Linked DNA regions of Homo sapiens: region 2 is linked to region 1. Evidence: chromatin loops called from intact Hi-C (ENCODE). Cell type or tissue: Caco-2. All regions are shown on one strand. Links, peaks and the distances in the headings refer to the core of each region. The heading gives the core; the rest is flanking DNA.

Region 1 (15,949 bases), core at 5,420-13,419:
AATTCTGATCTACCATTAATATGTAATACCTAGTATATAGCTTTTGGGGAGTATTTTCCTCAGTTCTCTGAGTAAAGCTTTTTTTGTACATGGATATTTGGTAGAAATTGACATTTGATATGAGAATTATTTTGAGTTTTGGAAATCATTTTCAAATACAGAGGAAATATTCTTCATTATGGTATTGCATAAAAAGTTTCTTAGTCACTGGAGTGTATCCTGGTTTGAGGATACCCCATACAGGCTATAGAGGATTTTTTGTTTTTTTGAGTTGATGATGATAGGTGTCCCAATTCCTTATTATCATTAGGGTTCATTAGACTTCTGTATGAGACACAGGATTCTAATCTTCCCTGTTCCCATGGGATACAGTATAACTCTTCAGACTATAGGGGGATTAATTTGATAACATTCTTTAATTTTTAAAATATTTATTTGAATTTTGCAAAGGTGATACATTCATAGTTCTAAAATCAAACGTTATACATGGAGATGCAAAATAGTAGTCTCCCTCCCCCAACTCTCTATTAGCTAGCTCTCCTCCCCGTATTCAGCCACAGTTATTTGTTTCTTGTGGCTCCTTTCAAATGGTACCATGCTTTTATGAGCAAATACGGAAACATATTCTCTTTTCACCTTTTTATATAAATACTACTACAGTATCCTGTGCTTTGATTTTTTTTTTCTTAATATAGCTTGGCAATCCTTATAGACTGACACATAAAAGGTGTCCATTTTTGAAACACTTTGATAATTTTCCTTTGTATAGCTGGGCCAGTGTTTATTGATGGGCATTAAGGTTATTTACTATCCTTTGCTGTTGCATAAATATACTGCAGTAAATAACCTGTTATAGATAAGTCATTTTGTATTGAGTTTCTCACAGAAGTATGCCTAAAAATGAAATTGTATGTTTACACATTGTACAGGAATATTACATACATTTGTAACTTTGATAGATGTTGTCAACCTGACCTCAGTAGACATCGTACCATGTTGCACTCCACTAGCAATGCCCAAGAGACCCTGTTCACTCTATCACCTCACATTGTGACATGATGTTGTATGCAGTCTATTAAACTGACTTGATCAGTTATACCTTTAAAATATCTCCCTTTACACATTCTCTAAAGCAGAAGGCTGTTGATGGAGTTGGCCAACATACAGGCTGCAAGTGGGCTTCCTATACTGTTTAGGAGCACAGACCATTCAAAACCTTCCCCTTTCCTCCAACAAATAAACAACAGTTAAGGAAAAGGACGTCTTGGGGTGAGAGTTGGGTTCTTCTTGCTCTGTTAGAGCATTGAGTTCAATTCTTTAGCATTTGCTCAGATGTCAGTCACTCTGAAATGCACATAAATCAAATGAGACTTTCTGAAAGTTCTTACCTTTGGCATAACTTGTGTATTCTTTTCATATTCTAAATTTCGTATTTGATTCATATTTTTATATTTTCAACTGGAATTGAGTTATTACCCCTGAGCATTCCTATCTCCTATTTGATAGTTGTTGTTTTTGCATACTTTGCCAGAATGAAAATGAGTAGAATGACGGGGACAGAAAAAGGACAAGATTTTCTTTTTTTAAGATGGGTAGTTCACTAAGTGCTTCTTGAAAAGTAAGAGTTTTATGCTGTGTTCTCAACAGTAACTTTTGCCCATAAATTCTGTCTGAACAGAATCAATAGTGTTTTCTTCCCTTAGTATATCCCAAAGCGGGGTGCTTTGTAATTTACTTCTGTGTTAACTTTTTTCCTGTTATGTCTTAGACTGTATGTTATATGATAGTATAGAAGCCACCTATGTGAAATATTTAAACTTTTGTGAATGAATGTGGTCTTCTTGCCAAACGTAAACATACTATGTTTTTCTCGATTGCTCGGGTTCACTGAAGAAAGCACACCTTCTTAAGATACAAGATTTCTGTTGATGGGATTGGTCTATTTGGGGGCTTAGTCAACAGATATTAGTGTCTCATTTGTAACCTTTCTCATACCATGAAAGGTTGTTGGCAATTTGTATTCTCATTATCTTACTACCTATTTGGATCTGGCAGTCTTTCTCTTTCTTTCATTGTTCCATCATTTATTGGCTTAAATGAGTATTTGGAAGTCCTGGCTGGTAAGAATTCTGTGTCTTTGGATATATTGATTCGTTGACTCTAGGAAGCAACTGATTTTAGATTGTTCTTGATGTTTCCAAACTTTTCCCTTTCTGATGTTTAAGAAGTTGAGATGATGAAGTGTTGCCATCTGCAATTACAACAAAAGTACCAGAGATAGCCACAGTGACTTCCTTTTTTTTTCCTGTTATTTGTAATATCAAAATGTAAACCAGAAACAGCTATGCACACATATACACAGGATAAATAAGTATTAAATTAATATTAGATATCAAATGTGGAATTTCTGAAATTGCATGTAAGTGTTTAGAATGACAGAATGTTTAAATGTCTTTTACCGTTCCCTGATACCTTTATTTATTTTGGTTTTCTATCTCTTATATGTCAACTTGTCCTAATTAATTAAATTAATTTTATGCTTGATCAAAATAAATACAGAATTTGTGCAGCTCATAGCAAAGCCTCGTGTGAATGTGAATATGTGCTGGTGTGTGAATGTGATAGTTATGATGTTATTTTGAGGCTATTTTCACTAAGGAAAAGACAGTCCAGGATCCTGATATTGCACCTTTTATCAGCCATTGATATTTAGAGTGTTCTTTACTTTTTCCTCCTCTTTTCTGTATGCCTCTAATCTTGGCAATTGTATTTTTAAATTCATTCATCCCTCTGCATCTTCATTACTACTTCCAAAGTCCAAGCTGTCAACAGCTCTCACCTGGGTCACTACACAACACTGCAGCCCTCCTCCCTGTTTACATCTCTTTGTCCACTGTGGCTAGACTGATGTGTGGTCAGGAGCACTGCTTGACACACTCTGGGGCTCTGACCATACCCAGGAACACCGTGGGTGAAGTGGTTAACAGCTGCTTGAAGTTGCAGCAACCTGGATTGGAATTGCACAGCATGTCTTATGCTGACCAAGCTGCTGAACTTTCTAAGTGTCAGAGCAAGCTTCATAATCTATTGTGATATATTTCAGAGGATTGTGAGGATGAGATAAGATGAGTCATGGAAAGCTCTTAAGACAGTAGCTAAAACACATGAAATACTCTAAGTGTGAGGGCTGATATTGGTGTTTTTGTCCTTTTTGAGTCTTCCTGATGTTCCTTCACCATGTGGATCGCAGCTGCTTCCAGGGTGCATTCCCAGGTTAGGCAGCCCTGCTGAACTCACTCTAGTCTCCAGATCTACCCTGTTCTTGCATCTCTGGGTCTTTGAACATGCTGGCCAACTCTTCCCTTTTTCCTGCCTAGGATCTGCTGTTCTGATCTCCTGCCACCTGCCTCCTTCAGCTCATTATTCTTAGCCATACCCGATCCCTGCCAAAACCAATGTGAGGCACACATAATAGTGTCTTATTCTTTCCCATCCTTGCACTTTCCAAATTTCATTTTAATTATGTCTTTCTTTTTAAAGAGGGCAGGACCCATATCTGTTCCTCTGAGTTTTTAATTTGCTTTGTTTTCGAGGGAGGCATGACTCAATGTGTGGAGGCATTGGGTCTCTGTCACATACGTTTGCAGCCTAGCGTAACCATGCTTTTATTGAATACATTTGTTATTATAAAGGGCTTTCTGCTTGTAATTTGTATATCTGGAAATGTTCTTCTCTTAAAACATTTTTACAGCAACCATTTTGATAAAAAAATCTTATTCCATAGATAGTATATATTTTCTTACATTGAATGATTAACTTTTCAAGAATCTCCTCTAGATTAAATTGGAGAAAGTTTGAGGGGAGGGCAAGGAATGTTAGTTTGATTATATCAGCAGAAATCTGGGCTTTTTGAATTACTCATATTTTAAGTCCCTTGGGGGACTAATTTTCCTGAGAACTTTGTATTATAATCATAAACAGATCCAGTTCAGTAATACTTTCATAAACTTCTGGCTGAGACTTTGGTATTAATGTCCTGAACTCTTAGAAAGAGAAACATATTTTTGTAGGTTGGCCAAGAAAAATAGGTCTTGATTCAAATAAAATAATGTATTTGTTATTTTTAAAAGGTTTTTCCATTGAGCAATCTGTGAAACTTTTTGGTAATTTAGTTGTCTAATATTGGACATGACTTAGGCAGTGACTTGGTGTATTTTCTGTGGCTCAATATAATGACTATTTGAATTTTTAAGTTTTTGCTTTTGACTTGGGAGTAAGTTATGTTAGATTACACATTATTACAGAACAGTTAACTGTTACTCCTTTGGTTGTAGATTTTAATAAAAGGTAGAATCCTGTGTCTTAGTTCCTTAAATATATTTGAAATGGTAAAATATGCAGAGAAATTTTTTATTGAAAGTAAACATTTTATTTAAGGTACTTTAAATGTACTTTAAGGTACATGTGCAGTTTTCCCCCTGCTGTTAGTAAATGGCTGAAATAGCACTTTGGATCTGTGGCACCCTGGAGAAGCTTTCCTCTTCACTCCTCTGACATTCTGTTTCTAAGCTCATTCATATTATTTATAGAAATTTCTTCTTTTTGCTCTACCTCCCTGAGTGCTGGTCATTTCTCTGGATGGGTTTTTACATGCTCTTCCTTGGTGAACTTTTATGTTACTTTAGTTCCTCTTCCTGTTCCTTCAGACTTGTGCTTACCTGCAAGGATGGGCTGGTCACTACTGTCTAGATATCTTTTTGATCACTCAGATTCAACATGGGTGAAGGTAAACCATCTTTATGTTTTCCCTGAGATGGGAAGTGGTCCCTAATAAAAAGGGCAATGTGACTTGAAACTGCCAGTTCTGAACCTCATTGTCCATGGATCTGGGCCATATATAGCAACCTATGTGTTCAGAATTACCTTACCCCTGTGAAATCATGAGTAGTTAATTTCTGGTGTTTCCTACGCCCAGAAAATTCTATGATTGGCCATTCTTTTCTTGTTTCTTTTAATTTTGCTCTGTGTCTCCCAGGCTTCAAACTTACTCTCTTATTATCTTCTCTCTAATTTTTTATGTCTTACCTAGTGCCAGGTACTATATATTATACCTTTACTCCTCTGTGTGTGTGTGTGTGTGTGTGTGTGTGTGTGTGTGTGTATGTGCACGTGTATATCTTTCTATTTTCACAGCACCTGTTCTCATTTCAGCCATATTCCTTTTGACTAGACCTATGTAATATTTGTCTCCCTCTCCATCTGTTTGTTTTTAAAATCAATTCTGCGTTTTCCTATTTGCTTAGTCTTCCAAATTGCCACTTGGATTTCCTCACCTGCAAGTTTAAAAGCATGCAAAACACTCCCTACTGTATTTTGATTTAAGTTAAATCAAATTTATTATCTTGATATTCTGGGTTCTCTGCATTCTTTTTTTTTTTTTTTTTTTTTTTTTTTTTTGAGACAGAGTCTCACTCTGTAGCCCAGGCTAGAGTGCAGTGGCGTGATCTCGGCTCACTGCAAGCTCTGCCTCTCAGGTTCACGCCATTCTCCTGCCTCAGCCTCCCGAGTAGCTGGGACTACAGGTGCCCGCCACCACGCCCAGCTAATTTTTTTAGTAGATACGGGGTTTCACCGTGTTAGCCAGGATGGTCTCGATCTTCTGACCTAATGATCCACCCGCCTCGGCCTCCCAAACTGCTGGGATTACAGGCATGAGCCACCATACCCGGCATTTTTTTTTTTTTTTTTTTTTTTTTTTGAGACAGAGTTTTGCTCCTGTCACCCAAGCTGGAGTGCAGTGGTGTGATCTTGGCTCACTGCAACTTCTGCCTCCCAGGTTCAAGCAATTCTGTTGCCTCAGCCTCCCAAGTAGCTGGGATTACAGGCACACACCACCATGCCTAGCTAATTTTGTATTTTTAGAAGAGACAGGGTTTCACCATGTTGGCCAGACTGGTCTTGAACTCCTGACATCAGGTGATCACCCGCCTTGGCCTCCCAAAGTGCTGGGATTACAGGCGTGAGCCCCTTGCACCCAGCCTGAGCTACCACACCCGGCACAAATTTCTATTTAACTTTTTTAGGCATCATCTCCTACCATGATCTCATGCATATTTTGTGCTCTGGTGGACTGCTGTGCCTTCCTTTAAAATCAATTCTGTTCCTTCTGACTTCAGATATTCCTACAATGCTAGACTCCCCCTACTTTCTGAATCAGCATTGTGTCATTCATTGTTTAATTCTGTCTTTGATCATGTGTATTGATGCTCACATTAAGATGACACTCTGCTTGAAAATGAAGGGGTAGCATCAGGGGTGTTATTCATGTGCAGAGCCAAGATGGATCTCAGCATCATACTTATTAACTGCAATCTGGAGTAAGCTACTTAATCTGTAGTTTCCTTGAGAGGCCTCAACCTGGGCTAAAATGGTCACTTAATGAAAACTGATATCCAAAAAAGAAAGTGTGTGGTAGAATTTTGTGGAAATCCAAATCATTTATTTCAGTTAATGATCTGTCTAGAAAACGCCAATCAGTTTTTATCACATGACCTACATGTTCCTCTTCATTTCTGTGGAGTAAAAGATGTTGCGGTGCTCCCTCTGTGTCACACCCTGTGAGGAAGTGGTGTAATATGCCCACAATCAGATGGCCTAGATTTGACTTTCTGAGGCATTCATTAGCCTGACCCCTGTGATCCTCCATTTCCTCATCTGGATAATTGGGGAAATTGCCTCTTTCTTCCTTATGCAGTTGTTCAGAAGCTTTAATACCATAGCGGACAGCTTATGGTCTTGACCCAGAAAAAGCTAAAATTTCTGTTTCTTTTAGTTGTGTGACTTTGGCAATATTGATTGTTTCCTATTTTAGTTTTCTTATTTGCAAAATGGTAGATGATAGAACCGATTTCATGGACTTCAGTAAAGATAATGTAAAATAATATGGTTCAATATTAATCAGTGTTAGTTATTTTAGTTACCGTATGCTAGTTCATGCAAGCCTAATATAAAATTTATTTTTCTTCTCGCTGCTTATCCAATCCTAGTGATTGCTACAAATTTTTGATAGTCATATTCTATCATTAGGAAGTCAACTTGCTGCTTAAAATGGAAAGCCTTGTTAGAATAATATAAGTAAATTACGTACAATAGTCTATTCTATTCTAAGATATTCTAGGTTAGGATTTTTAAAATGTAGAAAAAATTTGGAGTGTATGATCAGTATTATCTTTATATTTCTCATATGTGTTAGATGGTTATGTTTTTCATGTAGTCATACATATGGTTAAAATCCTTTGATAACAAAAGAAAAAATACCATATAGCCAATAATTCAAGAACATGCCAGTTGGCATATTCTCAGATTGTACTCAAATGGTAAACACTTTCAATAAGGTGTTTCTTAATATCTTACTAAGAAGTACTAGCATTATGGCTAAGCTGCTTTTTGTAAATAAAACAGATTTTTATAGCCAGGTGCAGTGACTCATTCCTATAATCTTAGCACTTTGGGAGACCAAATCAGGAGGATTGCTTGGGCCTAGGAGTTCGAGATCAGCCTGGGCAGCATAATGAGAATCCATCTCTACAAAAAAAATTAAAAATAACTGGGTTAGGCTGGGTGCAGTGGCTCACGCCTGTAATCCCAGCACTTTGGGAGGCCGAGGCGGGCGGATCACAAGGTCAGGAGTTTGAGATCAACCTGGCCAATATAGTGAAACCGTGTCTCTACTAAAAATACAAAAAATTAGCTGGGCATGTTGATGGGCATCTGTAATCCCAGCTACTAGGGAGGCTGAGGCAGGAGAATTGCTTGAACCCGGGAGGCGGAGGTTGTGGTGAACTGAGATCACATCATTGCACTCCAGCGCGGGCAACAGTGCAAGACTCCGTTTTAAAACAAAACAAAACAAAACAAAACAAAACAAAACAAAACAAAACAAAACTGAGTTAGAGTGGGGCTGTATTCTTAGCTACCCAGAAGGCTGAGGCAGGATTATCCCTTGAGCCCAGGAAGTGGAGGCTGTAGTAACCTATTATCATGCCACTTGTACTCCAGCCTGGGTGACACAGTGAGACCCTGTCTCAAAAAAAGGAAAAAAAAAAAAAAGATTTTTATTTACTTGTGGTTCTAATGCTTCTCATCTAGGTTAAGTTTTGCTTAAATTCAAAGAGGTGTCTAGACAGAAGTAACTTTGTCACTAAAACCTTCATTCATGACTATATAATATATATATACAATGAAATATCATTTCATTTCATGAATATTTTATCCAGCATACATGGGATATAAAAATTCATTTTCCGAGTTTCTGAGATTTTATTTTCTTTTTCTTCTCATAGAAACTAAGTCTTTTTCAAGTTCTGCACTGTACCTACTTTTGGCTTTAAAATATAAAAGGAATTAATTTGTATGATGTTTTCAATGTGAATTCATTTACAACCTGAATTTATAAGCGTTCTACTCTGACTATGACTTCTAAAAAATTTCCATATGCATACTGTGGTTTTAAAAATAATTGTTTATTGTTTATTCTTTTCTTTACTACCTCCAGTCTGAGCAAGAGTTCTTTCTTTCTTTGGTGCACCATTTTGCATTGCTAACAAATTTTCCTTGACTGATTCGTACTTCTATTTTGGATGTGTGTATATATTTGTGTGTTTGTGCAAGCTTACATAAAATTTAGCGTTAGTGTTTCTGCATGATTTCCTTTAGTTTATAATGTAGGAAAAAAATAGTTCTTACAGTCTCTCACCCCACCAGTGATTTGATTTAGCAAAACCACTGGCTTTATAATCCTTCCTGGCCCTTTTGTCCCATTGGCAGGGCTCTAACCTCTTTACTCCAGAGAAAACACAGCTGTTGTCGTCTTCTTTCTGAACAGTGAAGGGGGCTACATCATTTTCAACTGTATTTTGAAGAATTAATTTGTGCACTAATATAAATGAGTTTTCTAAATTTAAATGTTTGAAATAAAGACAATTTATATAATTTTAGGCCTCTTTTTTCTTTTAGAGATGGGATCTCACTATGAGGCCCAGACTGGGTTTGAGTTTCTGGGCTCAAATGATCTTGCTGCCTCAGCCTCCCAACTAGCTGGAACTGCAGGCACACACCACCACACCTGGCTTAAGACATTTTTAGCAATAAAGCAATTTTTGGTAGGTATTTGTGAGTAGATGAAGAGCTTTTAGTTATGTTGGGCTCTTTGCATTGTCTCTTACGACTAGGCTTATTCATAAGAATCCTATAAGTCATACTGCTTTAAAATTTTTATTATCACTAGAGTCAGGGGAATTGGGAGAGATTCTTCCTCAGTTAGTTGTTCTATCTTGAAGATTGGGGAAATGCTGGAGGTTTGTTGATCGGGAGAGATTCTTCCTCAGTTAGTTGTCCTATTTTGAAGATGGGGGAAGTGCTGGAGGTTTGTTGTGGGATGATGTCGTTTTTTGGGAGTTGCTCACCTTGCAAGAGCCTTGGTCTACCGGCCTTCTCTCTCAGGTAGCATTTGCCCATTGCCATCACATATTCCACTTCACTGTCCAGCTCCCCCATTCCTCTACATGGTGATATGGTGTGTTTGTGTCTTTGTGTCTGTGCTATGTAGTTGCCACTTCCCCCTACCCCTTCATCGCCTCCACATATCGGGGGAACCTGTCCCCGATAATTCAACGTAGTTTCTTTTATATTTTCCCTAAGTGTCAGCCAGTCTGAGAAATAAAGAGAAAGAGTACAAAAGAGAGAAATTTTAAAGCTGGGGGAGACATCACATGTCGGCAGGTTCCGTGATGCCCCCTGAGCGGTAAAGCCAGCAAGTTTTTATTAGCAATTTTCAAAGGGGAGGGAGTGTAGGAATAGGGTGTGGGTCACAGAGATCACATGCTTTAAGGGCAACAAAAGATCGCAAGGCAGGAGGTCAGGGCGAGGTCACAAGGTCAGGGCGAAACTAGAATCACTAATGAACTTCCATGTCCCGCTGTGCATGCATTGTCATTGATAAACATCTTAACAGGGTTCAAGAGCAGAGAACCGGTCTGACTAGAATTCGCCAGGCTGGAATTTCCTAATCCTAGCAAGCCTAGGGGCACTGCAGGAGACTAGGGAGTGTTTCATCCCTACCTACGTCTGCATAAGGCAGACACTCCCAGGGTGGCCATTTGAGAGGCCCCGCCTGGGAATGCATTCTTTTCTCAGAGCTGTTAATTATTAATATTCCTTACTGGGGAAAGAATTCCGCAATATTTCTCTTACCCGTTTTCGGTAATAAGAGAAATATGCCCGGCCCACAGGCAGCCAGACTTTCAGGTTATCTCCCTTGTTCCCTGAAAATCGCTGTTATCCTGTTCTTAAGGTGCCCAGATTTCATATTGTTCAAACACACATGCTCTACAATCAATTTGTGCAGTTAACGCAATCATCACAGGGTCCTGAGGCGACATACATCCTCAGCTTACAAAGATGACAGGATTAAGAGATTAAAGTAAAGTCAGGCATAGGAAATCACAAGAGTATTGATTGGGGAAGTGATAAATGTCCATGAAATCTTCACAATTTATGTTCGGAGATTGCAGTAAAGACAGGTGTAAGAAATTATAAAAGTATTAATTTGGGGAACTAATAAATGTCCATGAAATCTTCACAATTTATGTTCTTCTGCCATGGCTTCAGCTGGTCCCTCCGTTTGGGGTCCCTGACTTCCCGTAACATCCACACGCCTGGGATTCTGGGATTGCTCTTCTTCTACTTCCTTTTCTGGTTGTGACTCATCTTTTAACTGTAACTTATTGAAGGTCTCCTACATTTTTAACACTGAGGTACTTGTGAAGAAAAAGGACATTCATTTGAACAAATATTTGCCACTAGATATTAGTCTTAAACTTAAGCCGATATGGTACTATTATTTAGAAATATTTTAACAAGTAAATTTTTTGAAATAATCATGTAATTACTCATTCTTAAGTTGCCTATCTTACTTTTTAATTATAGAAGTGGATTCTATAGCACTGTAACTATTTTGGTTCTCTTTTCCTTATCTCTTTTCTACAAAAAAATACCATTCTCCAAAAGGACATTTTAGCGTGAAGTAAGCCACCAAGCACATGCAAAAAGTGGATGGATTCTGTTTACTGTGTTTTCAGTTGTTTAACATTTATATTGAAAATGCTATGAGTAACGAGGAAACTCAGTTTGCTGAATGTTCACCATGTACCAAGGTTTGTGCTAAATATCAGTGTTCATGATCTTGTAGGTAAAGCAGGCATTACTATTGCCATTTAAAGGTAAGAAAACTCATCCTTTTACTAAACTGTTTGCATGTTACCTACCTAGTAAGTGATAGAGATACAATTTAAAAACCAGTTGATTCTGGTTTTTAAACCTATTACTTGTACGGTTGAAAATATAATACTATATTTGCCATTTTGTTTTTGCTCAGTTAAATATTTCTTTAGTATTGACTCTAGGCTTTGGTGTTCAGTATTGATTAAAAAAAATTCAACTCTGTCCTCAGATACCTGATAGTTTATTGGGTCCACAGAAGATTGGAATCATTGTTGTGTTTATGATGAAGTAATATAGGTGGATGTAAAGCATCTGTGAACGTTTCAGTGACTTTGACAGTTGAATAGAAATTTGGGTACTCTGCCCAAAACACTAAAGCTGCTTTGGGTGAATAAATAGTATTGACTTTAGGCTTTGAAGCACAAGTAAGAGTTAAACTAGAAGGGGATTAAAATCCTTGGCAAAAAGTCAGAGTTTAGGTGAAAATGGATTACAGTAGCATGTCCCCATGCCCAGCGCCACCTATTTTCACAGGGACATGCGCCTGTAATCCCAGCACTTTGGGAGGCCAAGGCAGCAGGATCATTTGAGCCCAGGAGTTCAAGACAAGCCTCAGCAACCTAGGGAGACCCCCATCTCTACAAAGAGTAAAAAAGTTAGCCAGACATAGTGGTGCACACCTGTAGTCCCAGCTGCTAGGAAGGCTGAAGTGAGAGGATCCCTTGAGCCCAGGAGTTCGAGGCTGCAGTGAGCTATGATTGTGCCACAGAGCGAGACCCTATCTCCAAAAAAGAAAAGAAAAGCAAATTGGTGGAATTTTCGTTTGTGAGTAATCTGATGTGTTGAGAGTTGTTTGTTAGTGGCCGGGGTGCATAGAACTTAGATTGGGTTCTGGTTGTGAAAGTATCCAAATGTATAACGTTAAGAGGCAATGTTGGTGAAAGAAGGGGTCTAGAGTGTCACATTGCTTCCAAATGAATGTTTCATTCATTAAAGTATAATGAAAATGGATTTGAGAAGAGAGAGACAAAAGAGAGAACGCTTAGGAGGGTGAGCAAAAATATTCTAAATGCAGGCTATTCCAGTAGAGATGGAAAAAAATTGGAAGATAGGAGGTGGAATAAAAAAAAAAGTGGTCTTGGTCATGATTAAGATGTAATTTTCATATGATTGAGACATTAAAAATGGCTCACAGCAATGTCAGTAGAATGGAGGGACACGCCCCAGGTTTCTAGGAGGCTGTGAAGAAAATGGGAGGTATAAAATGTGGAATGCTAAGAGAAATAGAGGAATCTTCTTTGTTTTAATTTTTTAAATAGTAAAGGAGATTTTTGCCCAGTTGCCTGCTGATAGGAGAGAGCCATTGCTCATGTAATAGGTCTTTTTGCTCAAAATTTAAAGTTAGGCCAGGCATGGTGGCTCACCCCTGTAATCCCAGCACTTTAGGAGGCTGAGGTGGGTGGATCACCTGAGGTCAGGAGTTTGAGACCAGCCTGGGCAACATGACGAAACCCCGTCTCTACTAAAAATACAAAAATTAGTCCGGCGTGGTGGTGCGCGCCTGTAGTCCCAGCCTCTGCTGAGGCTGAGAAATGAGAATCTCTTGAACCCGGGAGACAGAGGTTGCAGTGAGCTGAGACCATGCCATTGCACTCCAGCCTGGGTGACAGAGCAAGACTCTGTCTCAAAATAAATAAATAAATAAATAAAAAATGTAAAGTTAGAATCTTGATTACTTGAATTACTAAGCCCAGTTTCATCATGCTGCATATTTGATTAGTTCCTTCTGGAGTCTTTCAAAGACTTTCTGGTTTCTACTTACCTAAACGGTTTTCTGTTACTCGAATACATCTTGTTGCCTATTTCTTCCAACAGATTATTATGAATGTATTAAATAACATTGGTCTTGATTCTTATCCCAGGGGATTCTGCTACTAAAATCTCTGTTCATCCTAAGAAACTCTTTATGTTTGTTTGTTAGAGAAAATGATGACTGGTGATTTTATTTTTCATCCCCTGCATGCATTGCTGTATGTAAGAAAAGAATGGAAGTGTTCATCAATTTTTAGCTGCTCTTTGACTTTTCTATTATGTTTGTATTATATTATATTAGGTAAGATGTTAATATACAATAACAACACTTGCAAATATAGAAATATTTATGACCTTAAAAATAAAAGGGAATTTAAGGGTTAATCTTCAATCTGTGGTGAGTTGCTTTTTGCTGGAATAATATTGCTTGGGGACTTCCTATGAATAAGTAGATAAAAATTGGACCAGAGTTTCATGATTTCTTTTCAATTCCCCATGTGATTATAAGTTTGCCAGTTTGTTAATATTTGAACTTTAATAACGGTTCTGTGAGTTGAAAAACACCATTATGATTTTAAGGTGGTCTGGAAAACCTAGGTAGTTGTTGCATAATTTGACGTAACTACTTGAAACTCTGGTTCTCTTAAAAACAATTTTGATAATAGTAATAACATTACTAGCTTTTTTTAAACATGCCCAAATTCAGTTGTGTATGTATTTGTGTATATGTGAATCAGTGTGCTGTATTTAGGGTAATTTTTGGTTAATAACAGTAATTACAAGAATTATTCCTTTTCAAATTTTATAAAATGTTTTAATTGACAAAAATGTATATATTGTGCACGACTTGATTTGAAATATATACATTATGGAATGGCTAAATTGAGCTAATTAAGACATGTAATACCTCACGTACTTCGTTTATTTTGTGTGGTGAGAACACTTAAAACATGTTTTCTTAGCAGTTTTCAAGTATACAGTATATTGTTATTAACTACAGTGACTATGTTGTACAGTAGATCTCTTGAACTTTTTCCTCCTAATGGAAATTTTGTATACTTTTACCAACACATCCCCACCCACCATCCCCCTAACCCCAGGTAACCACAATTCCACTCTCTACTTTGATGAGTTCAGTGTTTTTAGATTCCACAATAAGTGAGATCATACAGTATTTGTCTTTCTGTCCCTGGCCTATTTCACTTAACATAATGTCCTCCACTATCATTCATGTTGCCACAGTGATAGATTTCTTTCTTTTTAAAGGCAGAGTAGTATTTTGTTGTGTGTGTGTGTTTGTGTATGTATGTATCTGTGTATTACACATTTTTCTTATTCAGGGTCTATTGATAAACACTGTTGATAAACAACAAGATAGGTTGATTCCATGTCTTCGCTAATGTAAATAGTGCTGTAATAAACATGTGAGTACAGCTATCTCTTCAACATACTGATTGCATTTTCTTTGGATACATGCCCAGTGGTGGGATTGCTAGGTCATATAATAGCACTATTTTTAACTTTTTGAAGAACCCCTATACCCTTTTTCATAATAGCCGTACTAATTTATATTCACACCAACAGAATGCAAGGGTTCCCTTTGTCCACATCCTCTTTAGTACGTTATCGTTCATTTTTTTGATAGTAGCCATTGTAACAGGTGGAAGGTGATATGTCATTCTGGTTTTAATTTGCAATTCCCTGATGATTAGTAATCTTAAGCATTTTTCATATACCTGTTGGCTACTTGTATGTCTTCTTTTGAGAAATGTCTATTCAGATTATTTGCCCATTTTTAAATCGAGTTATTTGTTTTCTTTTTGTTAAGTTGCTTGAGTTTTTTTTTTGTATTTATTTTGGATATTAATCTCTTACCAGATATATAATTTCCAAATATTTCTTCTATTCCATACATTGTGTTTTTACTCTGTTGATTGTTTCCTTGGCTATGCGGAAGCTTTTTAGTTTAGTTTGATGCAATCTTGTTTGCCTATTTTTGCTTTTGTTACCTGTGCTTTGGGTTCATATCTGACAAGAACTAGCATGTCTTGAATTTTACCCTGCTAAGTTTTTTATATACGTTATTCTTAAACAGATCCTATGGGGTAGACGTTAGCATTATTACGTCAGTTTTCTGGTTGAGGAACCTGAGTTATGAATGCCATATTATTTGCTAAAGGTCACACAGTAAATATACCTTGGCTTTAAATCTCAGCCTTTCTAACTTTAAAATCCATGATATTATCTACTAAATTATAACTGCATAGACAAAGGTGGATTATTCATAAACTGAGATTCCTAGGGGTGAGAGTGGGTGTCCCTGGATGTGCTGTGGGAAGTCTGTGAAATCTGTTCCTTCCTTAGGGCCCTTGGTCTGGTCCTCTGCCTGGAAATTGCTTTACCCAGATATCTTCTTGCTTAATTCTCCTGGGTCCTTCAAGTCTTCACTTGAATTTCACCTCCTCACTGAGACCTTCTCTGACCTCTGTTTACAACTTTATCTTGCTGCCTCTGCAACGTCCCCACCTCTCCAAATTTCTGTATTCCCAGGTCTCCTTACCTTACTCATTTTTAATAGCACTAGCATACATACAATTCTTTACATTTATTGTGTATTTTCTTTCCCTGCCTATTAAAATATGAGTTTCAGAAGGGCAGAAATCTTTTCCGTTTTGTTCACTCATCTGTTTTAAGCACCTGGGATGGCACTTAGCATATCATAGGCATTCAATAATTGAATAAATAAGTGAATGATTCAGGGTGGGAATTCTCTCTGAATTCACAAATAAGATTTATTGTTTAATGAGCTTGCAGCTAGGAAAAGAGTTCATGGCTTTTAGCAGATTTTCACTTTAAC
Region 2 (15,949 bases), core at 4,557-12,556, 49 kb before region 1:
TATATTTCTGTGATGTATTTTGAAATGGCCCCACAAATCTCTCTCGCAAGGAGTCTGACACCTTTTTAAGTCTGATTAAAAATCATTTACCATCTATTCTCCCTGAAGCCTGCTACCTGGAGGTTTCATCTGCATAGTAAGAACCTTGGGCTCCACAACCCCTTATATTAACCCAGATACTCCTTTCTGTTTATTCCAGATCTTTAGATAATAACTTAACTCTTTCAACCAATTGACAGTCAAAAAGCTCTGAATCTATGACCCGGAATCCCTTGCTTCATTGTCCTACCTTTCCAAACTAAACCAGTGTACACCTTACATGTATTGATTGATGTCTGCTTATAACTTCTGTCCCCTAAAATGTATAAAATCAAGCTGTAACAAATCACCTTGGGCAATTGTTCTCAGGATCTCCTGAGGCTGTGTTGGGGGCATATCTTTAACCTTGGCAAAAATGAACTTTTTTTTTTTTTTGAGACAGAGTCTTGCTCTGTCTCCCAGGCTGGAGTGCAGTGGCATGATCTTGGCTCACTGCCGCCTCTGCCTCCCAGGTTCAAGGGATTCTTGTGCCTCAGCCTCCCGAGTAGCTGGCGTTACAGGTGGGCACCACCACGCCCGGCTAATTTTTGTATTTCTAGTAGAGATGGGGTTGCACCATGTTGGTCACACTGGTCTCGAACTCCTGACCTAAGGTGATCTGCCTGCCTTGGCCTCCCAAAGTGTTGGGATTACAGATGTATGCCACTGTGCCCGGCCTAAACTTCTAAATTGATTGAGACTTGTCTCGGATACTTTTAAGGGCCTGGCCTCTGTGGATATGACAGTGAAAGGTGAGGTTGTCTAGGAGTGGGTTGCCAATGAGGAGGAAGGTCCTAAAACCTAGGAGGGCAGCATGGCAAACACAATGACACGATCTGGCAGCCACGAAAGGAGCTTGTGGAGGAGTGGTCAGAGGCTTTCCACAAGAGGTGGCCTGCAGGAGAATGCAAAAGGTTCATAGGTAAAATTTAGCAGTTATTTTTCACTTGAAGTCTTTGCTAAAGCTCTTAAAGACAGTGCCTCTCTTAGATGTTCCTGTAGTGCTGTGTACTTATGAAGCAGCAGGATCACGCTGAAGTGCTGGATCATGTCTACATTCTCCAGGGCACTGAAAACTTCACGAGGGCAGAGACCAGGTCTATGTTGTATATTATGAGATCCTAGGGACATGGGGCTCAAAAATATGGGTTGATAAAGGGAAAGACATTTATGGCACTCTTGGCAAAACAACAACAACAACAAACAACAACAACAAAAACTATGTTAGTTGAGTACTCGAGAGGAGCAATGAAACAGCACACTCCTGTCAAAAGATTGCCTATGAAGAAAATAAGCACAAGAGCAGTATCTGGAATGGAATCTGACAGAGGGAGTGGTATAGTTCCTTTAAAGATTTATGAGAGTCGTTCATTTAGCAAATATTTACCTAAAATTCTCATGCTTTGTGAAGTCCGTATTTGTGATTTTAGCTGTTTGCTAAAATTTATTTGTAGCTCCTAAATTAATACTCGGGGCACCTTTGTGCTCATTCATGAACATGTGTTGGATGGCAAACAGTTTGAGTCACTTGACTAATATGTTTCCAGTTGAGGCTGAAGAATGGGAAACTGCCTTCTTGCTCTGGTTTTCATATTTTAAAAAAGTGTCCTTTTCATGGGCTATTTGGTGCCATGTTTTTCGTGCTTTTTGCTGGTGATTTTGCTGTTAAAATGGCGCCCAAGCATAATACCAACATGATGTCTAGCATTCCTAAGCACAGTTAGTCTGTGATATACCTTCCGGAGAAAATATATTATTAGGTAAGCTTTGTTCAGGTATGAGTTATAGTCCTGTTAGCCGTGAGTTTAATCAGCAATATATATTAATTAAGATGTCTTTATACAGATCACACCTAAGGCAAGGCTCTGTATTGAATGGTGAACAACAGGGTTGTGGTCAGAGGCTCCACCTAACCTTGTATTTCTCCTAGGAGCAGTGGTTGAGTATTTGCTAATTCAGTGTTTACAGTTACTTTATATAACATAACTATTGTGCAAAACTAGAATCAACTGTATTTAGTTTTCCGGGCACTGTTTTGGGCACTGAGGGTGAGACAGTGAGGAAGAAAGATACGTTCTATCCCCTTGTGGGTCTTACATTCTATCTGGGGCTGTTGGCCATATGGAAATAGAAAGGTAGCACATCTCCTACTCAGCACATATATGAGGAAAAGCAATATTATAAATAACAATAGCATAAGCTTCCCCCCTTTTTTCTGTTTTTTTTTCTCTCTCTTTTTTTTTTTTTTTTTGGTGACAGAGTCTCACTCTGTCGTCCAGGCTTGAGTGCAGTGGCATGAAATGGGCTCACTGCAGCCATGACCTCCCAGGCTCAAGCAATTATCCTGCCTCATCTTCCAGAGTAGCTGGGACCACAGATGCGTGCCACTGTGCCTAGCTAATGTTTGTATTTTTTGTAGAGACGAGGTCTCACTATGTTGCCTAGGCAGGTCTCAAACTCCTGGGCTCAAGTGATCCACCTGCCTCAGCCTCCCAAAGTGTCTTTTTTCTTTCTCATGTTTTGTTCATTTTTGTTTATCATCTGCAAGAGAAACACATTTTTGTTTGTTTGTTTTCTGAGATGGAGTTTCGCTCTTCTTGCCCAGGCTGGGGTGCAGTGGTGCGATCTTGGCTCACCGAAACCTCTGCCTCCCAGATTCAAGCTATTCTCCTGCCTCAACCTCCTGAGTAGCTGGGATTACAGGCATGCACCACCACACCTGGCTAATTTTTTTTTTTTGTATTTTTAGTAGAGACAGGGTTTCTCCATGTTGGTCAGGATGGTCTTGAACTCCCGACCTCAGGTGATCTGCCCGCCTTGGCCTCCCAAAGTGCTGGGATTACAGGCGTGAGCCACTGCACCTTGCATTTTTTTTTTTTAATTTTAAGGAAAATAGCTCACTCTTACCTGTTCACATGCCCCTCTATCCTCCCTCTAACTTGCTTCTTTTTTCTTCTCTCAGTTTCTTTCCACCTTATATTCCCCTGGTCTCAGCTTCAATCTCCTCATTGCTCATTAAGGTATGTTTCTGAAAGTACAAAAAGAATCTAGAAAAATAATTCCATAATATTCTCTCAGTGAAAGTCTCTGGTACCAGGTATGTAAATACCTTTAGTTATTTTCATCTGGGCTTCTCATGGTATTTAGTACTCTTCTAACTGTCCCTGTTGGACATTTACTAACATTTGCCTTTTACCTGTCCTGAGCCAGTCGCTGGGGAGTAGCAATCTGTTAGAGGATTTGTTCCTTTTTGAATGGTCAGAGGCCTGGGGCAGGGGCTCACACCTGTAATCCCAGCGCTTTGGGAGACCGAGACAGCAGGACTGCTTGAGGCCAGGAGTTTGAGACCAGCCTTGGTAATATAGCGAGACCCATTAATTTAAAAAATAGAAACATTAGCCAGGTCGGGCATGATGACTCATGCCTGTACCAGCACTTTGGTAGGCTGAGGCGGGAGGATAACTTGAGGCCAGGAGTTCAAGACCAGCTTAGACAACGAAGTGAGACCCTGTCTCTACAGAACATAAAAAAATTAGCTGGGCATGGTGGGGGGCACCTGTGGGTCCAGCTACATGGGAGGCTGAGGCAGGAGGATTCCCTGAGCTCAGGAGCTCAAGGATGCAGTGAGCAATGATGGTGCCACTGCAGTCCACTCTGGGAGGCAGAGTAAGATGCTGCTTCAAAAAAAAAAAAAAAAAAAAGATAAAAATTAGCAGGGCACAGTGGTGTGTGCCTGTAGCTGAGCATGGTGGGGGGCACCTGTGGTCCCAGCTACATAGGAGGCTGTGGCGGGTGGATTGCTTGAGGCCAGGAGTTAAGGCTGCAGTGAGCTATGATTGTACCACTCTACTCCCATTTGGGAGACAGAGCAAGACCCTGTCTCAAATAAATGAATGAATGGTCAGAATGGGATTCACTTTAGAGTGATTTTTTTTTTCTACTTTTCTACAGTAAATGACTCTCAACATCTTGGCCCCATATTTATTAGTTTTGAAAATCACTAGGATAATGATGTCTAGTTAGATGCTAATCAAATATGTATTGGTTGAAGTAGCTGGATGGTAGCTCTCCCATAGCAAAATAAGGACACCAAAATATATATAAAAGAGGAAAAGTCATTGTTGTGAACTGCTGCTTTCCATTTGCTCTCTGGGTGGCCAGATCACTCCCTGATGTGTCTGGCAGGGGCTCAACTAACTTTTCCCCTGAACTGTACTGGCTTAGCAAAGGACCTGGGGATACCACGTTTTTATGCACAGGATTCAGTAGCCAATGCCTGTTTTGATAAGTAGCTGGTCATTTACATCATTGCCTCAGGCCAGGTCCTTCACTCTCGCCTGAGAGGCAGGAAGAGAGAAGTCAAAGGCTTTTCACCTCTGATGTCCATTTCTTATGCCCCTTAACCACTCTGTTCTACCCTGGGGATGAAAGGAAAGGAGTCCCTGAACACACACTGGGGCCTACATGAGGGTGGAGAGAGGGAGAGGGAAAGGGAGGAGGGTGATGATAAAAATAAATAAATAAATAAATAAATAAAACAACTGTTGGATACTATGCTTATTACTTGGTTGGTGAAATATTCTGTACACCAAACCTGTGACACAAAACTTACCTGTATTAGAAACCTGCAGGGGCTGGGCGTGGTGGCTCACACCTGTAACCCCAGCACTTTGGGAGGCTGAGGCGGGTGGATCACCTGAGGTCAGGAGTTTGAGACCAGCCTGGTCAACATGGTGAAACCCCATCTCTATTAAAATTACAAAAATTATGCAGATGTGGTGGCAGGCACCTGTAATCCCAGCTACTTGGGAGGATGAGGCAGGAGAAGAGCTTGAACCTGAGAAGCGGAGGTTGCAGTGAGCCGATATCGCGCCACTGCACTCCAGGCTGGTGACAGAGCAAGACTCCGTCTCAAAAAAGAAAAAAAAAAAAAAAAAAAGAAAAAGAAACCTGCAGATGTACCCCTGTAGCTAAAATAAAAGTTTAAAATAAAAATAAAATATTGGAATACATCTATTTAAAAAACGAATTGGGAAGTATTTTTGTTCCTGACTGATATATCTTAGCCAACTTTAAAACATTTTGTTCCTACTTTGTTGGGGTGTGTGTCTAGAGTGGATGAGTTGTAAAAATGAATAGAGTCAATACTTGTCCTCTAGTTGAATAACTGGCCGATGCTGTTAAAAGTAGAAACAGGTTGGGCGAGGTGGTTCATGCTGGTAATCTCAAGGCTTTAGGAGGCTGAGATGGGAGTTTCACTTTGAGGCCAGGAGTTTGTGACCAGCCTGGGCCACACTGTGAAATCCTGTTTTTACAAAAAATAAAAAATTAATTAACCGGGAGTAGTGGTGTCCACCTATAGTCTCAGTTACTGGTGCAGCTGAGGCTGGAGGAGCACTAAGCCCAGGAGTTCCAGGCTGCAGTGAGCTGTGATCTTGCACTGCACTCCAGCCTGGGTGACAGAGCAAGACCTTGTCTCTAAAAAGACAAAAAAGGAGAAGCAAGGTGCAGTAGGAGAAAGAGGCAGAGGAATTTTACTAGTACGTCTGAGCTGGATTGTTTCCTTTGATCCTCCACACCTATCTGTGCTCTGCTCCATATGCCAAGAGGCCAGCCCCTCACACTGACTGTCCAGGCTCTATGCCGTCTGCCTTGTGCCTGCAAGGACTGCAGCAGCAGGGCATTGACAGAAGTGGAAAGATGGAAAAGGCAGGCTTATTCAGCCTTCCTGGCTGTGGCTTTTGTGCAGCTGTGGCCCTCTGGGGAATGTCACAGCTCCCCTTGCCTCATGTGAGCAGAGGGCACTATACCCTTTGTTGTCATTCCTTAATCCTGCCATATATTAGAAACAGTCTTTCTGCTAAACTGTCCTCAAAGACCCCTCTCTGAGTCCGCAAAACACTTGGTGCCAGGACACAAATACTAGATCTGATGGGTTGGAGGAGGTGCTGTCATTTGAGGAGGACTTGTAGAGTACAGGACACACTGAAGTGGGTGGAGAGGAGGGCAAAGGTTCCTGATAATGGAAGTTGCAGCACTGGTGCGCCATGCAGTTGTCTACTGTGGTGCATGTTCAGGGAGCTGTCTGTGTGGACAGGCTACAGGGCACCGGCAGTGGCTGTAGGGGCTAAACATTGGGTGATAAGAAGAATATTATCGGAAATAATGTTAGGAAGGTACCCTAAGTCTCGATTGCGGCAGGCCTTGACATTGAGAATTTGCAACTGGGATTTTGTTTAACTCTTTGTGCTTTAAAAAAAATTTAAAGGCTGGGTGCCGTGGCTCACGCGCCCCAAAGTAATCCCAGGACTTTGGGAGGCCGAGGTGGGCGGATCATGAGGTCAGGAGATAGAGTCCATTCTGGCTAACACAGTGAAACCCTGTCTCTACTAAAAATACAAAAAATTAGCCGGGCGTGGTGGCAGGCGCCTGTAGTCCCAGCTACTCGGGAGGCTGAGGCAGGAGAATGGCGTGAACCCGGGAGGTGGAGCTTGCAGTGAGCCAAGATTGTGCCACTGCACTCCAGCCTGGGCGACAGGGCGAGACTCTGTCTCAAAAAAAAAAAAAAAAAAATTAAATTTGAGCTAATCATAGAATCTGATGCAGGTATAAGAAATGATACAGAGAGATTCATTTCAATGATAAGATTTTGAGAAAAGTTCCTGTTCTGTCACAACCACAATATTAACATTTATATAACATTAATATACAGCCTTTATATAAAATGTATACAATCTTATTCAGATTTTTTCTTGTACTCAGGTGAGTGTTTAGAAGATTTTTGATCAGAGTGGTTATATTGTCAGTTTCAGAGTGAGAATTGTAATGGTATAGATTTAATATGCCTCAGAAAAATGCTTGGCTTTTGGATGGAAACATTAATATGTCATTAGAAAATTGCATATATTCACGCCTGTAATCCCAGCACTTTGGGAGGCCCAGGTGGGTGGATCACCTGAGGTCGGGAGTTTGAGACCAGCCTGACCAACATGGAGAAAACCTGTCTCTACTAAATATACAAAATTAGCTGGGCGTGGTGGCACATGCCTGTAATCCCAGCTACTCGGAAGGCTGAGGCAGGATAATTACTTAAACCTGGGAGGCGGAGGTTGCAGTGAGCCGAGATCGCACCATTACACTCCAGCCTGGGCAACGAGAGTGAAACTCCGTCTCGAAAGAAAATTGCATATGTTTTTTTCCCCTTGACTTTATTTTCCCTCCTTATGTGTGTTGGATTCAGTGCAACCATTGAAAACATCCTGTTATCCACAGAAATGTATCTTAAACTTACCATTAAATCACCTGTTGTTTCAAGTGCAACATATAGGCATCTTGTACTTTTGATACGTTTTATTTTTGTCTGGATAGCAATGTGATCAGATCTGAATTGCACAGAGTCAATTACCAAGTACTCCCAATGCAGCTGGGTCTTCTTGGAGTATAGTGATTGACCTAGCCCTTAAACTATGTTTGTGGTGCTCATTGCACTTATCTGTAAAATGTAATATTTCAGTTTATCACTAAGCATCTTCCAACCATAGTATCCTGTATTTATTGCTTATATAGAAAAAAAATTTAATAACAAGGTGATAAGATTCATTTTTATATCCTTCTCTCTGAGTCATTTGTTGCTTTTCAAAGCTTATTTCTTGCCCTGCCTTCCACAAATTTCTTCCAAAGATTCTAGGAAATAAATGAAGTATGGATAAATACCTTTATGAAAAGGAGTAACACATATCTGAAGGTTGGTTTTGCAATCGTGATGACAGGTTTGTATCCCCACAGCATGTGATAATAACTTGGTTCTTCCCATGGTTAGATGTCTCTTTAGGAAATGTATGATTGCCCTGAAGATGGGAGAGAGACAGTTTTCATTTTGCATGAAGAGTAATTTTGCTGTTTGTATCATAAGTTCTAAAAGCACACATGTAACTGCATATTATATTTAGATTCGATTAAATACCTTGATGATTTATGCCTGTCTTCTTGGCAGAGTTTTATTCATTGCCTTAAGTGGTTAAATAGTTGAAAAACGACTTGAAGAATGAAGGAAGAGAGACATTGGGCAAGTTGATGAGAAGAAAGGGTGGGATATTTAACAGTTAAAAATGTATATGTCTGCCCTTTGGTATTTGCTCTAATTCATAATTAGATCACCATTTCTTCCACTTATTTAAAAGGCACCTTACCTAGAGAGAGACATCAATATTTACAGTGCATTAGTGCCATGGAGAATTTCAGATCTTGTGATGAAGGTTTATTGCTGTTTTATCCCCTCTTCAAAGCAGTGTACACATCAAACAGTCTCCACCCTCATTCTGGACCCAGTGACATCGCACCAGTCGCTCTGTGCTTCATGCAGCAGCTTAATTATTGAAGATCCTTGTCTTTGAATTTTCTTTTTAATATTTCAGAGGATATACTTTGAAAATCTATATATTAAATAAATCAGAAGATTATGGGATTAGAAAGTTTTATCATATTTTAAAATGCATCAGTTTTGCTAAAATTTGAGATAAGGAGTGGCCATAATGTGACCAAATTACCTTAAATGAGAAGCTCCTATTATTTCTAATTACTGTAATGAACACAAATTACATCAGATTATTAATAATGCTGAAATAGGCCATGGGCCCCAGAAACGTAGCAAATCATAGGTGAGAAGATCATGTTTTATTCATCCGAGGCCAAAGCAAAATTACCTTCTTTATGCAATGTTATATTAGTCAGGACAGTTAGAGGTGGGGAACCTTTTAGGTGAACTTTTAGATGAATCAGGCAGTTGTGTTTCATGATTCATTTTGTTGATAAGGCCACATATTTATATGAATGTCTTTCCTTAAAATAAGGTGAAACTCGTGAAAAGATCTCATGCCATTTGTGACTACTACTGCACCATTCTCTAGAACTCTGTGTTGCTTGTCGTACTTTGACCTGTTGGGAGTTACCCTGAGCATGGCTGCTGAGACTGCTTTGCAGTGCTTTTATGTTTTTTTCTAGTACATTTTTCATAAATTATTATTCTCTCAGGATGAGGTTTGGTGGATGATCACTGGTTGGGGGTATATGAACATATGTGTACTCGCACCTTTTTGGTATTAAAGGGAACTTCTAAACCCAGCAATGCAGCCTCTGAATTTATAAATTAGGGATGGAGGCCCAGAGAGGTGACTGATGTGCCAGTATCACAGGTCTAGGCCAGTGGTTCTTAGCGTGTGGTCTCTGGGCCCTAAGGGATCACTAAGATCATTTCAGGAAGGCCATAAGTGCAGTACTGTTTTCAGAGTATTATGAAACGCGATTTTGTGTTGTTCACCGAGTTGACATCTACATCAGTGGTGCCCAGGACCTGAGGGGCAAAAATGTAGAGATCACTTGGCACAAATCAAGACGGTGGCACCAAATGTATTCTTTACCCCACACACTCGCAGTGTTTTTAAAAGCCATTTTCACCCACTGTTTTTGATGAAGAAACAAAATTAATTACTTAAAATCTGACACTTTAATATACAATTTAACATTTTGTGTGATGATGTCGGCATAAAACACTTCTCCAACATATGGAAGCTCAGTGGTTCCTTTTTAAATTTTAATTTTATTTTATTTTTGTTGAGGTAAGGTCTCACTGTGTTGCCCAGCTTGGCCTTGAACTCCTGGGCTCAAGTGATCCTTCTGCTTCAGCCTCCTTCAGTAGCTAGTGTTACATTCGTGAGCCACCACGCCCAGCTTCTCAGTGGTTGTCTTGAGAAATACTTTTATGCGAAGGCTTGATTTACATGGTGAGGTTTTCTCATAGAACAGCGTTTTCATTTGAAATACGGACAGAAAAACTGGTTATTCAGACCTGAGTGTCTGGCAGAGAGTTTATTAAAAATGAGTGACACAAGCCTGTCACTGTAAGGCAAAAAATGGGCAATATTTGTTGCTAAAGATAAAATTCAAACTTTCTAGGTAAAATTAGGTTTTGGAAAACTTATGTCCCACTGTGAGCATGACTGCTTCCCAGTACATAAAGATATTTCTGATTAAATTGGCAGAGATATTAACATGTGATTTTCTGAAATAAAGAAATGTATCAACATTTGGAAGATTGGCATAACTCAGTAACTAATATTTTCCAAATGACTAATGTTATGGAATTTCTCGTGGGTAGAAGTTTAATTCAAAATGTGAGACAAATAGATTTTAATGTAACAAAGAAAGAAAACTTCACATTCACATTGTAGCTGACCTTTGAGAAACCACCACTGGTCGAGTTATGGTGTGGTATCACAGAAGAAAATCTAAAATTTTCTGGAAAAGCTATTAAGATATTATTCCCTCTTCCAGCTACATATTTGTGAAGTTCTGTTTTTCCTTTATATACTTTTTCATATGGCAGCTGAGAATGCAGAAGCAGATATGAGAATCCAGATGTCTTCTATTAAGCAAAATGTTAAACATTGCTGCTCTTTCCACTAAATGTGCTTTGTTTTATAAAATACAATTTTCATAAAATTGAGTTGTGTTAACATGTGATGAGTTTTATTATTATTAAAGTGAATTAATACATATTTTAAAGTTGTTCTCATTTTCACTCCTAAAATGGTAAATATCACTAGCTCTACCCTCCCATAAACAAAAACTCTTTGAGGTCATCAATTTTTAGAGTGTGAAAGGGCCCTGAGATCAGAGTTTGGGAATCACTGAATCTAGTTTGTTTCCTTGCAGGCATGCTTTCCTATTTTATATGTAGTACTTCCTCCATTTAATGATAGATTTTTTTCCTTTTCCTATCTTAACATTTCTGAAATTTGGATGTCTCTTACAATATATGTTTATGGCTAATGTAACGTTTCTTCCTCTTCCCAAAATGAAATCGTTCTATGAATTAAAATCAGGATATGATTTCTCAGTGCATAATTCTACTAGGAAAACAACAAAATTCTTCTCTTTTAAAAAACAAACCAACATTTGTATCCACAGGTAGCTAGGAATGGAACTTAATAGATTTGATTTCATAATTTGTGATTTGTGATTGAGCACTGGCTCAGGAGCCTGAAGTCTTGGCTGGAAAACTGACTTTTCATGTCATCTCTCTGAGCCTCAGCTTACTCATCTGTGACGTGGGTCGCATGTTTTTCCATGTGTCTAATGTAGTGCCTTATTTAAATAAAAAAATTTCAGATCCCTCCGTTTAAGTGGTGGGTTCTAGTACACTGTTACTAAACTTTGTGCACGCGTGTGTATGTGTGTGTGAAAACTCCATAAAAATGCCTTATAATTTTCATGCAATCATAAATCCAAGAAGAAATCATAAACCAATACACATCCAGATGTGTAACAGAGATCCATCAGATAGAAGCACATCATTGTGAGAGATGAAGAAGTCTTGCTGAGTCTAAATTGTAGGCTGTATGAACCTATACCTGCCCCGGGGTCTATTTATTTGGACCTGGGTTATGCTGCCTTTATGTACTGTGATGACTCAGGTCTTACAGCACTTCCAACCATAAGAAAACCTTGATTTCAACATCATTATGATGTCATTTGGCCATCCTTTGATGAGAAAATGCTGTTGAGTGACTGACTGACAGGGCCTTGCTCTGTTGCCCAGGCTGGAGTGCAGTAGTATAATCACGGCTCACTGCAGCCTTGAACTCCTGGGCTCAAGTGATCTTCCCACCTAAGGCTCCTGAGTAGCTGGGACTGATGCAGGACATGTGAGCCCCACAGTGGGGCTTAGCCCATAAAGGTCCTTGTGTTTGCCCAGGAAAGAATTCAAGGGCAAGCTGGGGCTAGAAGAAAACAGCTTTGTTGAAGCAACAGTGTCGCAGCTCTGTGACTGCTTCTGCAGAGCAGGGGTGCTCTATGGGCAGAGAGTAGCAGCCCAGGGCAGTTTTGCAATCATATTTATACTCACTTTTAATTACATGCAGATTAAGGGGAAGTTTATACAGAAATTTTTAGGAAAGGAGTAGTAACTGGGACATTAGGTTATTACCACGGAAACAGTAGGTAACACCTAGGTGTTGCCATGGCAGTAGTAAACTGACATGACAGCTGGTGAGTGTGTTTGATGGAAAACTGCTTCTGTCCCAGCCCTGTTTTAGCCAGTCCTCAGTTTGGTCTGGTGTCCAAGCCCTGCCTCTGCAGTCAAGTCCTGCCTCCTACACTAGGACTACAGGAAAGTGCTACCACAGTTGTCTATTTTTTTTTTTTTTATTTTTTGTAGAGACAGGATCTCACTGTGTTGCCCAAGTTGGTCTTGAACTCCTGACCTCAAGCAATTCTCCCACTTTGGCCTCCCAAGGTGCTGGGATTATAGGTGTGAGCCATTGCACCTGGCCTCGTTGACTTGTTTTATTGGGTTTTGTTCTTTCTCATCAGCGTGGTAATCAAATCTAGGACTCCTTCCTGAATTTGACAGTGGACATAAATGTAAACGTGGCACCTGAAATTGCGTGGGAGTACTCAGTGACGAGGTAGTGCAAATAGAAGATCCAGACTGTATTTATTTTAATTTATTTTATAAATATTGCTGAAATGCAAACAAAAAGTTTAATGTTGGAAGAACTAACAAGAAGGGCTGCATGATAGAGCATTCGCTGTAGCAGCCTTCACATTGCAGTTTATGCAAACACCACCCTATCCATGAGCTCCATCACCCACCATAAGAGACATCCCGCAGGGCCTGGAGCTCCCTCTGTTATCTTCCTCTTCTCAAATCCCCTTTCCCCCAGTCCATATTTTATTTCGAGAGCTACAGGTATATAGAGATAAATGCTAATTATTTTTGTCTGTCTGTTGCAGACTAACACATTAACACAATGTTTGTGTCTAATCTTAAGAAGATGGTCTTAATTATTTAATCAAAATCATGTATGCAATGTATTCTCCTGAGGAAAATTTCAAACACAAGTAGGGCAAGCAGTTTTATTGTGTCCAAGCTAATTCAGTCCTTGAATTTATTGGGGGGTTAGAATATACTTTTCTTTGATTATTTTACTATAGATATTGGGTACTGCTTTTGGTCCTATGTTTGTGCTATTTTTTAAAGGCCTCCTCTTCTGAGTTAATAGTGCCTCTTGTAGACTTACATACAGATGGGTGACAGAAGAGGGAGAGAAATGGAGGTGTACAGAGGTACCTAACAACTGAATAACTAACCCTGTAATTGGACAGCAACAGAATCTGTGTCTAAGTAATAACATTGTCTAAAAGTTTTTAGAGTTTTCCTGCCCACCTCTCCCCATTTTGTTGCTTTTTTCCTTACAGTTTTTAATTTGATGATTCTGGAAATTTTGCTTCCTCTTGGTAGAGAACTTTCCTTATAGTAAGGGCATTGTAATATTAATGCATATCAATTTTTAGATGTGTATTTTTGCGACCTTGTTCTAAGAGTGACTATATAGTTCTTATTGGTGTTTATTTTTATTTTGGGGGGTGTAAATTAATAAGCAGCAAAGGTTGTCATGAATGTTTACAGACACTAAAATCCAGAAATTATTAAAATCCTCATGTTTATGTTTCTCTCAGCACATTAAGATAGCCACCAAAGTATTAAATTTGGAGTTGACTAAATTTTTGCCCTAGTAACGTTGCTCAGACTGTGTTGTTATTATTGAATCCTCATGATGTAGAAGTCCATGTTAAATTTGTTATTACTATGTTTCATATGCTTCTGTTTGCTCTGATAAGTTCTAATTTGCTTTCACATTGGAGACTATTGGATTGACAGTGGTTTAAATACAGCTTTCACTGTATATAAATAGCCTGTTTGGTATCCTCAAGGTTTCCATATCTTTACCATTGACCAGTGCACCAGTGTTTCAAAAATATCCCTCCTAGAACAAATGATGAGTTTACTGCTTCATGGTTAAAGCTATGTCATTAGACCGGACGTGGTGGCTCACGCCTGTAATCCCAGCACTTTTTGGGGCCGAGGCGGGTGGATAACCTGAGGTCAGGAGTTCAAGACCAGCCTGGCTAACATGGTGAAACCCCGTCTCTACTAAAAACACAAAAACTAGCTTATCATGGTGGTGCACACTTGTAGTAGCCTGTAGCTACTCGGGAGGCTGAGGCAGGTGAATCACTTGAACCCAGGAGGCGGAGTTTGCTGTGAGCCGAGATTGTGCCACTGCATTCCAGCCTGGGTGACAGAGCCAGACTCTGTCTCAACCAGTCAATCAGTCAGTAAAACTGTATTGTTAGAGGCTTTAAAACAAATACTTACATCCTAGTTTTTAAAAACAGAGTATTCTAAACATAATTTAAATTTTGTCTTATGTTTTTGAGTGATTTCACTCAGTTGCTGAGTGGAACTTTTAGTTCTGATTGCAGCTATTGCAGACTCTTTTCTTCTTCACTTTGCATTTTTAATTCTGTTTCTTCTCTGCTGTGACAGTGATCCTATTTGCCAGGCTGTTCTCATTGTTACTGATAATGATACAAATGTTCACCTGAGTGTATTATTGATACTGTTATAGCAATTGCAAGCAAGCTCTTCTATGCAAATACATTTGCTAAAATACTACCTTTCGTGTAATTGTATATGTGAGTATATGACAGAAACTACCTGCAGATTAACATATTACTTTGAGTATTTTCTGTCTTAAGTATAAATAATATATTTGGGCACTACACTTTCTGACAATACTTTATTGAACAAAAGAAACATTTTATTCAACAAAATTTTTCAGTAGAGCAGCCAAATGTCTAGATTCTATAGATTTTTAAAAATTGATACATAATTTTATGTATTTACGGAGAATATGTGATGTTTTGATACATGCATACCATGTGTTATGGTCAAATCTAGGTAATTAGGATATTCACACCTCAATTATTTATCTTTTTTTGTATTGGAAACATTTCAAATCCTCTCTTCTAGCTACTTTGAAATATACAATAAATTATTTGTTAACTATATAGATTCTGTGTTTTTATTACAGTAGATATGATTAAAAGGTAGGTGAAATTTGTTTACTTGCTTAGATTCATTATTTTTTAAATGATATATGTGATGATTATTTAGAAATATTGGGGTAATGATCACAGTAATGGTTATTATATTACTCTCTACTGAGTACACACTATATGTCTAGCACTGTTTAACCCCTTTATATTATTTAGTCCTTACATTACCCTGATGAAAGAGGTACTGTTTTATTTTCATTTGAGTTGGAAAGGACTAGAGGCAGAGAACAGTTAGGCAACCTGGCCAGGGCCACATAGATAACAAGGAGTGAAGTCCAAGTACAAACCTGGGCCATTTTGCTCGGAGCCGACACTTGACCGCATCTCTTTCACCGTGTAGTATTTTAAAGGACCTAAAGGAATTTGTGTTTAGAATACTGACCCACTTGTCCCCTTTTACAAAAGTGTAATTCTGTTCCTTAATCTTTAGGATTTCCCTACGTTCTCCTAACATGTAGTTTACCAACATTAGTATCTTATTTTTCAGCATAGTGCTTTTGTGTTTACAGATATGCCTCTTCATGTTCGACGCAGTAGTGACCCAGCTCTAATTGGCCTCTCCACTTCTGTCAGTGATAGTAATTTTTCCTCTGAAGAGCCTTCAAGGAAAAATCCCACACGCTGGTCAACAACAGCTGGCTTCCTCAAGCAGAACACTGCTGGGAGTCCTAAAACCTGCGACAGGAAGGTAACCACCTCTGCTTGTTTGCTGCTGTCTCTTGCCCCTCCTGACTTCTTGGTGTCCGTGATGAGTGTCGTGTCTTGGGTAAACCATTGGATTCCAGGGCATCTTCATGATGGCCTTTTGTGAGCGTGGTACCAACTTTCATATCAAAGTTCAGATAGTCTCCTATTTTATATCACACTTGGATTTTCTGATGAAAATCAGTGCCGTGTATGGTGTGCACTT

Evidence for each region. Hi-C counts contacts between places; a loop is a spot of excess contacts. Peaks named below come from ENCODE experiments on the same cell type or tissue, not always from the same donor. Only the 100,000 strongest peaks of a DNase experiment are listed, where the experiment ranks them.
Region 2: a loop joins it to region 1, with 5 times the contacts of the local background. A loop is called at or near these places in 4 of 110 quality-filtered maps.

Annotation. Positions count from the first base shown.
Region 1 is chr10:34,421,550-34,437,498 of GRCh38, reverse strand. All of the region lies in intron 5 of PARD3 (par-3 family cell polarity regulator), which reads left to right. Among named protein-coding and RNA genes, the nearest start is that of PARD3, 390 kb to the left of the region's middle. RefSeq lists an enhancer at 9,367-10,566. In Caco-2, for the core only: no CTCF peak of the experiment used is centred there; a DNase peak (open chromatin) is centred at 10,068; H3K4me3 peaks cover 210 bases.
Region 2 is chr10:34,469,863-34,485,811 of GRCh38, reverse strand. PARD3 (par-3 family cell polarity regulator) reads left to right here. Exons shown (of 25, transcript NM_001184785.2): 4 at 15,549-15,727. Among named protein-coding and RNA genes, the nearest start is that of PARD3, 340 kb to the left of the region's middle. RefSeq lists enhancers at 185-685, 686-1,186. In Caco-2, for the core only: no CTCF peak of the experiment used is centred there; DNase peaks (open chromatin) are centred at 5,301, 5,771, 6,091 and 8,391.